3 separate regions of the Homo sapiens genome follow, and regions 2 and 3 are each linked to region 1. Evidence: chromatin contacts called from ENCODE POLR2A ChIA-PET data. All regions are on one chromosome and are shown on one strand. Each heading gives the region's core, a stretch centred on a gene start or an enhancer-like site at or near the end of the contact. The rest is flanking DNA. Distances are from core to core; before and after follow the strand shown. Region 1 holds the start of EEF2 (eukaryotic translation elongation factor 2). Region 2 overlaps CYTH2 (cytohesin 2). Region 3 overlaps FLT3LG (fms related receptor tyrosine kinase 3 ligand).

The links. ChIA-PET counts read pairs that join two places held with the same protein, here RNA polymerase II (POLR2A).
Region 2: POLR2A ChIA-PET joins it to region 1 with 5 read pairs in CD4-positive, alpha-beta T cell. The contact joins the enhancer-like site here to the promoter of EEF2 in region 1. POLR2A ChIA-PET finds 5 or more read pairs at or near these places in 2 of 52 experiments (BJ and CD4-positive, alpha-beta T cell).
Region 3: POLR2A ChIA-PET joins it to region 1 with 13 read pairs in AG04449. The contact joins the enhancer-like site here to the promoter of EEF2 in region 1. POLR2A ChIA-PET finds 5 or more read pairs at or near these places in 2 of 52 experiments (AG04449 and AG04450).

What each region holds. Positions count from the first base shown.
Region 1 is chr19:3,983,055-3,987,396 of GRCh38, reverse strand. EEF2 (eukaryotic translation elongation factor 2) reads left to right here and starts at 1,934. Exons shown (of 15, transcript NM_001961.4): 1 at 1,934-2,019; 2 at 3,047-3,261; 3 at 4,106-4,287. The coding sequence starts at 2,017. RefSeq lists enhancers at 1,699-1,748, 3,004-3,223, 2,517-3,368 and a silencer at 2,029-2,138.
Region 2 is chr19:48,477,136-48,481,779 of GRCh38, reverse strand. It overlaps CYTH2 (cytohesin 2), which reads right to left. Exons shown (of 12, transcript NM_004228.7): 9 at 3,635-3,711; 10 at 3,434-3,505; 11 at 3,188-3,342; 12 at 1-2,657. The coding sequence ends at 2,570. Among named protein-coding and RNA genes, the nearest start is that of CYTH2, 10 kb to the right of the region's middle. Within about 2 kb of position 1,504, at least 29 of the 41 ENCODE cell types and tissues checked have a DNase peak (open chromatin) inside an H3K27ac peak, as active enhancers do; they include CD4-positive, alpha-beta T cell, where a contact is called at or near this core.
Region 3 is chr19:49,477,235-49,481,710 of GRCh38, reverse strand. It overlaps FLT3LG (fms related receptor tyrosine kinase 3 ligand), which reads right to left. Exons shown (of 9, transcript NM_001459.4): 6 at 2,664-2,802; 7 at 1,235-1,413; 8 at 1,091-1,159. The coding sequence ends at 1,112. Among named protein-coding and RNA genes, the nearest start is that of FLT3LG, 5.3 kb to the right of the region's middle. Within about 2 kb of position 2,775, at least 19 of the 41 ENCODE cell types and tissues checked have a DNase peak (open chromatin) inside an H3K27ac peak, as active enhancers do.

The DNA of each region.
Region 1 (4,342 bases), core at 685-3,184:
ACCACGCCGGGCTAATTTTTTTATTTTTAGTAAAGACGGGGTTTCTCCATATTGGGTAGGCTGGTCTCGAACTCCTGACTTCAGGTGATTTGCCTGCCTCGGCCTCCCAAAGTGCTGGGATTACAGGCGTGATCCACCGCAAGCAGCCTAACCCCTCTTTAATTTTTAAAATTTTTAAAAATTTTTTTGAGACGGAATCTCGCTCTGTCGCCAGGCTGGAGAGCAGTGGCGCGATCTCGGCTAACTGCAACCTCCGCCTCTCGCCTGACACCTCTTTTAATGAAAACCTTTCCATTACATCTCTGAAATGCTCCCACTTTGCACGGAAAAAACGGCTGCGAAGCCCCCAATAGGAAACGCAACACGTAGCAGGTGCTCAGTGCATTTAAAAATTTTGAAGAATTTTATTATTAATAATGCGAAACTGACTACCCCTCTGCTAAAAACTCATGCCCCAAATGGCGCATGCGCTTGACTTGCAACTTAACTAAACGCGTCACAGGTACAGGTGTAGGTGGTTAGGGACCCCGGGCGCTCCCATCTGCTCCCTGCCGCGCCCTCTGCCTTTCAGAGCCTCAATCCTTTCGGAAGATACTTTTCAGTTTTCCACTGGGTTAAATGGTGATAGGAAGAGCAATCATCCGTTAAATGAAACCCAAGGTTGAGACAGCGCTTTGTAAAGCAAAGTGCCCGAAGCATTCGTGAGGGGGAGGAGTGTACAGGTTTATTTTAGAGTCCAGGCTGGAATTTGCATTGCTTTTTGTGGATCCACACCTCCCCCTCTCCCAGCCCAGGAAAAGCACTGCAGTGGCTCTCCTGTTTCACAAAGTGAGTTTAAGGAAAGATGTACCGCAGGGGGTTCATTTGCACTGTGAGAACATCATTCATGCAAGAAATGCTGAGTACCTACTATGTGCTAAACAGCGGGTTGGGCTTTTCATAAGGGATAGAGTTACACAATTGAATGCCAATTCATGAGATATGAAATACATTCAACTGTTTCTTAGGGTCAGATTAGGACACAAATGCTAAACAGTCTTCCTGCGCCTCCCCCTGGAGAGGAAATGAAATAGAAAATGAAATTGTGCCAGTAAACCGCTTAGCCGGGTGCCTGGGACATGGCAAACCAGTCCTGAAATAAATAACTGTTTTATTAATAGCAATCTTAGCTAATTAAAATAGATAGCGTTTATTGAGCGTTGGGTATCAGGCACGGTCCTAATTCTTTTAGATGTCTTTAGTTCGTTTCACTCTCCCCCAAACAATAGGGTGGTATTGATCACCTCCGAGCAGGTGAAATTGAGGCACAGAGAAATCCTAGTAGCTGGTAGAAGAACACGCAGTGTGGTCAAGCTAGCAAGGTGTTTGGTCCACTGCTATATCTACAAAACCCCTAACAATGCCTGGTGTATAGATGCTCAGTATGCATTTGTGGGATCAGTGATTCCGATGCCTGCTTCTTATAAAGTTTTTATTTAGAAATAATTACAGGTAAGGAGTTGCAAAAACAGTATAGTGGTCGCGAGTGTCCTTTTTCCCTCGGCTTCTCCCAGGGGTATCGTCTTACGTAACAATGTCCAAACAGGGAAATTGACTTGGGTATAATCCACAGACTCTATTCACCTTGTAAATTGGTTTTAATAGAAGTACTGGACAACTTGTAAGCTAATATCGTTGCTATGGTTCTCGTTCTCAGCTAAAACGGCGCTCTTTACTTTGTGCACCTGAACACTGCACACCGAGGGCGACCACCGCCCCCGAGATGCCCAGCTTCTATTCTAGAGCGCCGCGCCGGCGCCGAATGGGTTAACGGGCGGGGGGACACGCCTCCGTGCGCTTGCGCGGCGTCCCTTCGCCCCGCCTTCGCAGCGCAGTCACATGACCCGCCCAACCGGCGTCCGCCTATAAAAAGCTGAGTGTTGACGTCAGCGTTCTCTTCCGCCGTCGTCGCCGCCATCCTCGGCGCGACTCGCTTCTTTCGGTTCTACCTGGGAGAATCCACCGCCATCCGCCACCATGGTGAGTAACCCTGCCTCGCTGGTGCCCCGGAGCGGCGGCGGGGCCTCCGCGGGGCCTACGCTGCCTAGCCTGGGACGCTGGGGCCCCCCGTGCCAGGAGGAGACGTAGCGGCGGCGGGGCCGGAGGACCCGGGGCTGGGGAAGCGGCCGCCGCCATGTCTGTGCGCCGCGCTGTTCACCGAGCCCTTTCTCCGTTTCCGAGGGCGCCATAACCTTGCCCAGACCTGGTTGGAGCTGGGTTGTTAGCGGGGATGGGGGTGGGGAATGATGATGTGGCAGGCGTAGTAATGGCGGGCACCGCGGTGGAAGCGGGGAGACAGGGAGGCGCCTTATGTAACCCGCGGGCCGCGAGTTTGAGATCGATTTTCTGCCGGGGGACTAGGGGCGGCAGGGAATGGCAGAACGAGCAAAGCGACACCTGAAAGGCTCCCCTTTTCCTTCCAAATACCTTCTCCTGATGCTGTTAATCGTCGACCTTAGGCACTTGTCCTTCCTATGACTCCCAGATGTACAAAGACTCTTATTGAGACACGAGGTGTAGGCTTGTGGCAGTTAGGGCCGTTCCGGCTCCCCGTTATTTCCTGGGGTGGGTGGCCTTGTCTGATCCCGTTTGCCAAGGGGTGACCTTGCATTTTATGATGAAGCTTCTTGCTCGGGGAAGTTTGGGTGGCCCGGTGACAACGTGGAGGGGGCTTTAGGAGAGGATTCATCCCTTACGTGTTTGGCCCCAAATGAGACTTTAGTATTTGTACCTGGTATCAAGGAAATCTGTTGACACTCAGTTTTATTCCTGAGCACTTTTATTTCTGGGTTGTCAATCATGAATGACACCTATTAACGGTGGTTCCTTGGAGATTGCGGGGTGGCTCTTAAGGGGTGTTAGGCTGGCAAGATTCGGTGGGCTTGGGGCACCCCAGCACCAACCCCCTCCTGGCCTTGGGCATGCTGGTTCGTTTGGACTGAACGCTCCGTGCCATGCTGTGTTCCTGGAAATCACGAGCTGGTCTGAGCCTCCTTGTCTTGCCCAGGTGAACTTCACGGTAGACCAGATCCGCGCCATCATGGACAAGAAGGCCAACATCCGCAACATGTCTGTCATCGCCCACGTGGACCATGGCAAGTCCACGCTGACAGACTCCCTGGTGTGCAAGGCGGGCATCATCGCCTCGGCCCGGGCCGGGGAGACACGCTTCACTGATACCCGGAAGGACGAGCAGGAGCGTTGCATCACCATCAAGTCAACGTGAGCTCCCTGTGCCCTCTGTACCCAGGCAGGGAGGTGCTGGCCTGGCAGCTGGAGGCCACTGGGCCAGGGTGCGCGGGGAGAGACTTGGCAACGTCTCTTTCCCCTGGTTTCTTAATTCATGGGAGAATGAGTGAGGTTCAGTCCAGCGAGACAGGATGGAGAGGCACAGGGATTCGGGGTACTGCGAGCTGGAAGGTTTTCTTGAGGAGGGGGCTTAACTCCGTGGTTCTCCCTCCCTGGGGGACTTGCCCCCACTCCTACAATATCTGGAGAGGTTTGGCTGTCACACCTGGGAGGGGAGGGTGTTCTAGTGCTTGGGACGCTGGGAAGCTCCTGTGTTGCACTGGATGATGTTCATTCCATGTCAGTTTCTGGCCCCGATATGAGTAGGGGGAGCGCAGAGTACGGTGACCCCAACTGCTTTTTGTCCTGGGTTGGTACATTGGTGAGGGACTCTGGCTAAGGCTCTTCATTTCCCCTGGAGCAGGGGCAGAAGTGAGGAGGGGAGGGTCGGAGTCTCTGGAGGCTTTTGCCGTCCTGCTGGGTCTTTTAGTTGCTACTTTGAGTCAGGTGTGATGAATCTTGGGACCAAGTCGGTGGGGCAGGATGTCTGGTCAGGAGGGCTCTGAGGATCTGGCTATGGGGCTGGTACCAGGAGTTCCCTGTCATGGGGGTGGCATGTCTCGGACAGAGGCAAAGGACAAGGGTGGGTTGGCTCTTGTGGGAGCCTCTCCAGGGATGAGTCATGGAGGGAGGAGCAGCCTGGCTTCTGACAGCATCCCAGACTCCCTGGGCCAGGTGTGTGGCTCCTGTCCCCCTGACGAGTCCCTCCCTCCATCAGTGCCATCTCCCTCTTCTACGAGCTCTCGGAGAATGACTTGAACTTCATCAAGCAGAGCAAGGACGGTGCCGGCTTCCTCATCAACCTCATTGACTCCCCCGGGCATGTCGACTTCTCCTCGGAGGTGACTGCTGCCCTCCGAGTCACCGATGGCGCATTGGTGGTGGTGGACTGCGTGTCAGGTAAGCAGTGGGTCCCCCTGAGGCACGGCCTGGAACCGGGGGCCATCCTTGCTTG
Region 2 (4,644 bases), core at 255-2,754, about 44 Mb before region 1:
GCACTTTGGGAGGCTGAGACAGATGGATCGCCTGAGGTCAGGAGTTCGAGACCAGCTTGGCCAATATGGTGAAACCCCGTCTCTACTAAAAATACAAAAATTAGCTGGGTACGGTGGCTCACATCTGTAATCCCAGCTACTCGGGAAGCTGAGGCAGGGGAATCGCTTGCACCTGGGAGGTGGAGGTTGCAGTAAGCCGAGATGGCGCCATTGCACTCCAGTCTAGGGCACAAAGTGAGACTCCCTCTCAAAAACAAAACAAAACAAAACAAAAAACAAAAAAAAAAACCTACAAAAAAAATCAGAAGCGTGCTGGGAGCTTGGGGGTCCTGGGCGAGGAGGGAGCCGGACGCAAAATCCTCAGGTCCTGGGGGAAGATGGACTGTGGGCAATGCTGAAGGTCAGTGTGACGTGATGCAGCCTGGCTGGAATGTTCCACAGGCATCTCCAGCTTAATTTGGTCAAAACGGAATGCCTGATTTCCCCTTAAATACTCCCTTTCGACCACCTCAGTCATGGCACCGTCATTCACCAGCTGCGGCGGCTCTCAGCAAGTCCTTTTGGCTCCTCTTTCAAGACTCCTAGCGTGGCCCAACGTTCTCCACCTCCACAGCCACGCCATCCTGCACCGCACAGCTTCCTCTCACCTCCCCGCTCGCCTCCAAATTATTCTCCCTGAAGCAGCCAGGGGCCCCTCCTGCAACCTCAATCCAAACACGTCAGGCCCCTGCCTCCTGCCCTTGCACGGCTTCCATCTGCTAAGAATCCAGCCAGAGGCCCTCCTGGGGCGGCCCAGGCCCCACGCGACCGGCCGCCTGCCTCTGCCCTCCCCTCCCGCCGCACTCCCCTCTTCGCCACCAGCGGGCTCCGCGCCTCTTCCTGCCTCTGCCTGCCACGGAGCCGGCCGCCCTGCATGCAGTTCATCCGGGGAGGCGGCAGGAAAGGGTGACATAGTGGCGGGACCCGCTGTTTACCCTGGGACCTCATCTCCCACGACCTTCTTGGGTCGATGACTCCGTTTCCCTGGCACCTGTGGGAAAGAGAAGTGGGGAATTCTATTTTCTCATTTGGAACTCCATTTCCCACCAGCCCCCGGGGCCGCGGCGGTCAAAGCCTCCTCTACCCTCCACAAAAGTACGGGATCTGACTAAGAAAAAGAAGACAAACGCCGCCACGGAGTCTCGGGAAACTGCGACGCCCGGAAAAACCTCGGGTCTGGGTCACCGTGGCTTTGGCGCCGCACAGCCTGCCGATAACTGTAGTCCACCTTCCCGCGGAGGGGCGCAGGGTACCCCCACCGCGGGGGCCTTCAGGCCGGCAGGTGCCTGTGGCCAAGGGCGGGACAGGGATCAAAGCCCGAAATTCCGAAGCGCCGCATCCCATCGGAGAGCTCAAAAGCGAACACAGCGGGCAGGAGGGACTACAACTCGCGGCACGCCTCGGGGCCACAGGCGCCTCTCCCACCCGCGTCCCGGTCCCTGCTGGGACTTGTAGTTTGTTAACTAAAGAGCGCCTCAGCTTCAAAGGCGGGCATGGGAGAGTGACATGGGACCTCCCAATCCGCCATCGCACCCTGCTCGGGATCCACGAGCCCTTGTTCTTTGGGGACACCACACATACCCCAACTGGAGGGCAAAAGGTCACAGACCTTAGCCCAGGATTCAGGGGTACCCCACATGCCAAGACTTCACCTTCATAGAGGCGATCCTCGAATTTCTTTGGCTGTCAAGAATCCCAGGAAAGACGTTCAGAACGCAGGTCCTCAGCCCTATCCTTGACACAAAATGTCCTCCAAAGGAGGCTGATCCTTTGAGAACAGACAAGCCTGGCTCTGGCACTGGCCCACAGTCCTGCCCTCTTAGCCCGATCTAAGGCTGCCCAGCCCTTCAGGACATCCCATCAGCAAGGCCCTTGCAGGACATGGGCCACCTCCCCACTCATCCTTCCCTGACCCTCCCTGAGGTGGTCGCATGTTCTTCCAGCTCCAGGTTGTCCTCAAAGCCCTGGCCCAGCTCACAACCTCACCAGCTTCATCTCCTGCCCCTCAAAGACCTCAAGCCCCATGAAAGCAACGATGGGAACTAGCTGATGGCTGTAGCGTAACTGGCTGATGGCTGTCAAGTAACTTCTAGAATGAATGCTAGACCTTGACCCTGAATCCCTGCATTCTAAACTCTGTCCCCGGCCAATTCCAACTCCAGACTCCCACCATATTAACCTTCTCCCTTTACTCCACTCCTGCTGGGCTCGGGGTGAAACCAGAACAGACCCACCGGGACAGCCCAGGCAGCACCCAGAGACAGGCGGGTCCAGGCCCCTGTCCAGGGAAACAGGCTGGCTCCACGGAGCACCTCGACTCTGTCAACCCCAAGAAATGAGGGGGTCAGCAGGCCAAGTGGTTAAATAATTAATAAGATTACCAACAGCGTGTTAATTACAAAGAACAGTGAGGAGCTAGAGGTGGTGAATTTTCCAAACAGGGAACCAGGATCCACAGCCCCAAGGCCCAGGGGTCCGGCCACCCAGGCGGGGCAGCTCCGTAATAAATAATGGAGTTGGGGGCAGGGGGTCAGGGCTGCTCCTGCTTCTTCTTGACTGAAATCCGCTTCTTTCTCGCTGCCAGCATCTCATAGAAGGGGTCCACACTCACAGCCGCCCTGCAGAAGGGGAGGGGTCCCAGGATGAGGGCCAAGGAGTCCAGGCCTCCAGCCCCTCCTCCCTCATACCCAGGAGGAGTCTCAGACCCCCGGCCCCTCCTCCCTCAGACCCAGGAGTCCAGGCCCCCGGCCCCTCCTCCCTCAGACCCAGCAGTCCAGGCCCCCGGCCCCTCCTCCCTCAGACCCAGGAGTCCAGGCCCCCGGCCCCTCCTCCCTCACACCCAGGAGTCCAGGCCCCCGGCCCCTCCTCCGTCAGACCCAGGAGTCCAGGCCCCCGGCCCCTCCTCCGTCAGACCCAGGGGTCCAGGCCCCCGGCCCCTCCTCCGTCAGACCCAGGTGTCCAGGCCCCTGCCCCTCCTCCGTCAGACCCAGGAGTCCAGGCCCCAGCCCCTCCTCCGTCAGACCCAGGCGTCCAGGCCCCAGCCCCTCCTCCATCAGACCCAGGCATCCAGGCCCCTGCCCCTCCTCCATCAGACCCAGGAGTCCAGGCCCCAGCCCCTCCTCCATCAGGCCCAGGAGTCCAGGCTCACTGGATGGACTTGATCCACTCGTCCTTCTCCTCCTGCGTGGGGGCCGAGATCCGGTACACCATGTGGTTTCCCTCCACCACTCGGCCGTCCGCCTCAGTTTTGCAGGCTTTGATGAGCTGCCCCTTGTTGTTGGGGATGTAAAGTTCAAAGCAGTTCTGGGGACGAGAGAGGAAGGGCGCAGGTAAGAACCAGCCCTGGGCAGAGGAGGCCCCGCCCTGGCAGGAAGGTGTACAGAGAGGGTCTTACCGGTTTCCGGGGGTCGTCCACCTCTCGGATGCTCAGATTCTCCAGGGGGATGATTCCTCGGGGCTCCTTGTCCTGAAGAAGCAAGGTGGACAGAACTCAGACTTCCAAGTCCTCACCCCACCCCACCTCCCTCAGCCCCAGGAGTCCAGGCTCCCAGCCACTCCGCCCAGGACCCCAGAGCCCGGGTCGGGTCACGCTCACCGTGGTGTACTCAAAGTAGTAGAGGCAGTTGTCTGTGAGGATAAACCAGCGCCGCTTCCACGTCTTCACCCGGCCCCCTGAAAGGGAAGGGGTGGGAGGGGGCCTGGGCTCAACAGGGGGACAGGGCCTCTGGGAGATGGGAGGGGCGTGAGAAGCAGAGCAAGAGCGGTAGAGGTGGGGCTCCTGGGGCCTAGACAAAGCCGCTGCGTTGGGGGAGACAGACAAGCAGGGCCAGGCATGTTGGGGCTCCAGGAATCGTCCACCCCCAGCTTGGGGCTCCACATTTTCTGAGTCTGTCAGTCCCAGCCCAGGAGCCTGAGCCCCCAGCCCCCTCCTCCTGTGGGCAGGAGGCCAGGGCGCCAGGGCGCCAGGGCAGCCCCCTCCCCTCGTCTAGTGATGGGAGACAAAGACAGGTCGTGTACCTACCTCCTGGGGCAGACAGCGAGAAAGCAGGCAGGACCAGGTGCAGGAGAAGGGAAGGCGGGAGAATGGAGCACCCCCAAGAGCCGCAGGCGACAGAAACAGGGTGGGCACAGGGAGGGGTGCGCAGGGGCAGGACAGAGAGGCAAACACAGGAGAGAGGGAAAGACGCAGAGAGGAGGGGAGGGAGAGAGAGGGAAGAAAACCAGTTACATCCACGAGGGTGGGGATGGCCGGGGCTCCTCCCTCCCAGAGAGGCCAAGGGCCATGAGCCCCGGGTGGCAGCCTTGAAAACCCCTTGCTTCGGTACAGGGCCCCAGCCTACCCCCTAGGGTCTGTCCTAGGCCAGGAGCATCCTCCCTTGACATGGTAAAAGTGCCTCTGCCCTGGAGGAGGCCCCCACAGGACAGAAGGCAAAACCCCCAGCCCTTGGTCTGAGGTGGGTGTGAGGGCCCATCTCAGCTCCTGCACAAACTGGCTGTGTGACCTCAGGGCACTCTCTTGGACTCTCTGGACTCCAGCCTGGAGACTCACTCGGGCCTACACCTTCCTGTGGCAAAATGACCTGCTGCTGGCTTCCTTGTGGGCCC
Region 3 (4,476 bases), core at 1,526-4,025, about 45 Mb before region 1:
CAAAAAAAAATAAAGCAAGCAAGCCAGCCCCACATGAGGCCTGCATTACCAAGGCACTATATGTGCGAGCAATTACTACAAAATGTTAGATTTGAAATGTTAGGGGACCCGCTGGGGCCTCCCCTCCTTCTTCCCTCCTGGCCCACCTGCCTACCTGCCTGCACCCTCCACACCTGTTCCCAGCTCCTTTCCTCCCTCTCACACCTCCCATGGCTCCTTGCTGCCCCACGCTGGCCCAAGTTACTGGAACACCCTGAGCTTTCTCATACCAAAGGGCTTCCAAAGGCAGTTCCCTCTTTCTGGAATGCCATTTCCTTCCTGTCCCAGGAGGCTTGCAAACTCCCACATCCACAGATCTCCCCAGGGCCCCTTGCTCCTTCAGGTCCCCAGTGAGCTCCATGTCTTTCCCTAATCTGACTCCTCCCCCAGGTTCCCCCCTGTCCACCCCATCACTGGACCAGGGCTATCTGTGCCAACTCAAGCCTGTCAGGCCCCAGGCCGGTCCCTCCTGATCTCTGACCCCTGACTCTCTGCCCATCCACTCCACTCCATCCCATGGTCCCAGCCCTGGCTCAGTCATGGTCCTCACCCTGGGCCTTCCCACAGCCTCCGGCTTGGTCTCCAGTCTGTCTCCGTGGCCCCAGAGGGGTCTTTCCTTTTCTTTTTTTTTTTTTTTTTTGAGACGGAGTCTAGCTCTGTCACTCAGGCTGGAGTCCAGTGGCGCAATCTCGGCTCACTGCAACCTCCGCCTCCTGGGTTCAAGCAATTCTCCTTCCTCAGCCTCCTGAGTAGCTGGGATTACAGGCACACACCACTATGCCCAGTTAATTTTTGTATTTTTAGTAGAGACTGGGGTTTGCCATGTTGGCCAGGCTGGTCTTGAACTCCTGACCTCAAGTGATCCACCCGCCTCGGCCTCCCAAAGTGCTGGGATTACAGGCGTGAGCCACCGCGCCTGGCCCCAGAGGGGTCTTTCTGCACCTAGAGCTGCCCCTGCCCCTCCACTGCTCACCACCCTTCCATGGCCTCCTAGTGACCCTCCCAACCTGCAGACACAAAGTCCAGGCCCCATAGCCCAGGAAGGACTCACCAGGATGAGGCCTTGGCCAGGTCAGTGCTCCACAAGCAGCAGGTCCTGGGGACTGGGGACGGGGGGCACCTGTGGGCCCCAAAGTGTCAGCCACAAGTGGGCCACCCTCTCGGCCCCCTCACCCCCTCTTCCCAGCCTGCTCACCTGCTCCCCAGGGCGGGGTGTCCTCCGCCGCGTCCTCTGCCAGTGCAGGCACCAGGCAGCGGCCAGCAGCAGGAGGCCCACGGGCAGCAGCAGTAGGAGGAGCAGAGGGGGCTGCGGGGCTGTCGGGGCTGTGGCCTCCAGGGGCCGGGGACTCCATGGGGGTGGCAGGGTTGAGGAGTCTGGGGAGAAAGAGGAGGCTGGGTGACCAAGGAGAAGGGCTGGGGTAAGGAAGGAAAGAGAGGCCTGGCTGCCACTGGCTGTGTGACCTTGGATGGGCTGCTTGGCCTCTCTGTGCCTCAGTTTGCTCATCTGTAAAACTAGGATAATCATTGTACCTACCTCATCAGACTGTCACAAATTAAATGAGTGAATAGGCTGAGCGCGGTGGCTCACGCCTATAATCCCAGCACTTTGGGAGGCCAAGGTGGGTGGATCACTTGAGGTCAGGAGTTCAAGACCAGCCTGGCCAACATGGTGAAAACCCATCTCTACTAAAAACACAAAAACTAGCCAGGCATGGTATGCGCATCTGTAATCCCAGGTACTCGGAAGGCTGAGGCAGAAGATTCGCTTGAACCCTGGAGATGGAGGTTGCAGTGAGCCAAGATTGCGCCACTGCACTCCAGCCTGGGCGACAGAGCAAGACTCCGACTTAGAAAAAAAAAACAATAGGCTGGGCGCGGTGGCTCACATCTGTAATCCTAGCACTTTGGGAGGCCGAGGCGGGCAGATCACGAGGTCAGGAGATCGAGACCATCCTGGCTGACACGGTGAAACACCGTCTCTACTAAAAATACAAAAAAAAAAATTAGCCGCGTGAGGTGGCAGGCGCCTGTAGTCCCAGCTGCTGGGGAGGCTGAGGCAAGAGAATGGCGTGAACCCAGGAGGCAGAGCTTGCAGTGAGCCGAGATAGCACCCCTGCACTCCAGCCTGGGGGACAGAGCAAGACTCCATCTCAAAAAAAAAAAAAAAAAAAAAGGTAGGCTGGGCACTGTGGCTCACGCCTGTAATCCCAGCACTTTGGGAGGCCAAGGCAGGTGGATCACAAGGTCAGGAGATCGAGACCATCCTGGTTTAACTCGGTAAAACCCCGTCTCTACTAAAAATACAAAAAATTAGCCGGGTGTGGTGGCGGGCGCCTGTGGTCCCAGCTACTTGGGAGGCTGAGGCAGGAGAATGGCATGAACCCGAGAGGCGGAGCTTGCAGTGAGCCAAGATCACGCCACTGCACTCCAGCCTGGGCGACAGTGCGAGACTCCGTCTCAAAAAAAAAAAAAAAAAATTGGTAAACTGAGCTCCAGAAAGAGGAATAAGCTTGCCCTTGTCACAACCAATATGAGAAAGATGGGGTCTGGGATGCACTGTGCAGAGAGGAGGAGCGGCCGTGAGGACAGGAGGGGAAGGAGTGGGGGTGCCTGGAAGCCTTTACCGGGCTGACACTGCAGCTCCAGGCACCGGGAGAAGTTCTGGCGAGTGATCCAGGGCTTCAGCGCCACCAGCTGCTCGGAGGTCTCCTGCAGGAGGCGGGAGATGTTGGTCTGGACGAAGCGAAGACAGCTGGGGGGGGGCTGGGAGCAGGGGAGGGAGACGTCACCACCACGTCATCCCCCCACCGCCCCTCCGCAGGCCAAAGGCCCTTCCCTGCTGGCGATGCCCAGCAACAGGGCCCAGTGAGCTCTGGCTCTCAGAGTTTATTTATTTAATTAATTAATTTTTTTTTGAGATAGAGTCTCACTCTGTTGCCCAGGCTGGAGTGGTGAAATGCAACCTCTGCCTCCCAGGTTCAAGTGATTCTCCTGCCTCAGCCTCCTCAGTGGTTGGGACTATAGGTGCCCACCACCATGCCCAGCTATTTTTTGTATTTGTAGTAGAGACGGGGTTTCTCCATGTTGGCCAGGCTGGTCTCGAACTCCTGACCTCAGGTGATCTGCCCACCTTGGCCTCCCAAAGTGCTGGGATTGTAGGCATGAGCCACCGTGCTTGGCCATATTTATTTATTTATTTATTTTTAAGACAGAGTCTCGCTCTGTTGCCCAGGCTGGAGTACAGTGGCGCAATCTCGGCTCACTGCAAGCTCCGCCTCCTGGTTTCACGCCATTCACCTGCCTCAGCCTCCCAGGTAGTTGGGACTACAGGCGCCTGCCACCACGCCCGGCTAATTGTTTGTATTTTTAGTAGAGATGGGGTTTCATTGTGTTAGCCAGGATGGTCTTGATCTCCTGACCTTGTGATCCGCCCGCCTCGGCCTCCCAAAGTGTGGGATTACAGGCGTGAGCCACCGTGCCCAGCCTATTTATTTATTTATTTATTTATTTATATTTTTTAGTAGAAACGGGGTTTCTCTATGTTGGCCAGGCTGGTCTCGAACTCCTGACCTCAGGTGACTCGCCCGCCTCGGCCTCCCAAAGTTACTTTATTATTTATTTATTTTTTGGGGACAGAGTCTTGCTCTGTCACCCTGGCTGGAGTACAGTGGCACGATCTCGGCTTACTGCAACTTCTACCTCCCGGGTTCAAGGAATTCTGCCTCAGCCTCCTGAGTAGCTGGGACTACAGGCGCGCGCCACCATGCCCAGCTAATTTTTGTATTTTTAGTAGAGACGGGGTTTCACCACATTGGCCAGGGTGGTCTCAAACTCCTGACCTCGTGATCTGCCCGCCTCGGGCTCCCAAAGTGCTGGGATTACAGGCGTGAGCCACTGTACCCAGGCTTTTATTTTATTTTTATTTTTTTGGAGATGGAGTCTTGCTCTGTCGCCCAGGCTGGAGGGCAGTGGTGTGATCTCGGCTCACTGCAACCTCTGCCTCCTGGGTTCAAGCAATTCTCCTGCCTCAGTCTCCCAAGTAGCTGGGACTACAGGTGCCCACCACCATGCCTGGCTAATTTTGTTTTTGTATTTTAGTAGAGATGGTTTTCATCACGTTGCCGAGGCTGGTCTCGAACTCCTGAGCTCAGGCAATCCACCCGCCTCAGCCTCCCAAAGTGCTGGGATTACAGTCGTGAGCCACCATACACGGCCTATTCTATGTTTTGAGACAGGGTCTTGCTCTGTCGCTCAAGCTGGAGTGCAGTGGCCCAATCATAGCTCATCGCAGCCTCGACCTCCAGGGCTCAAGTGATCCTCCCACCTCAGCCTTCTGAGTAGCTGGGACCACAGGTGGGCACCACCATGCCTGGCTAATTTATTTTTATTTTTGTGCAGAGATGAGGTTTCACTGTGTTACCCGGGCTGGTCTTGAAC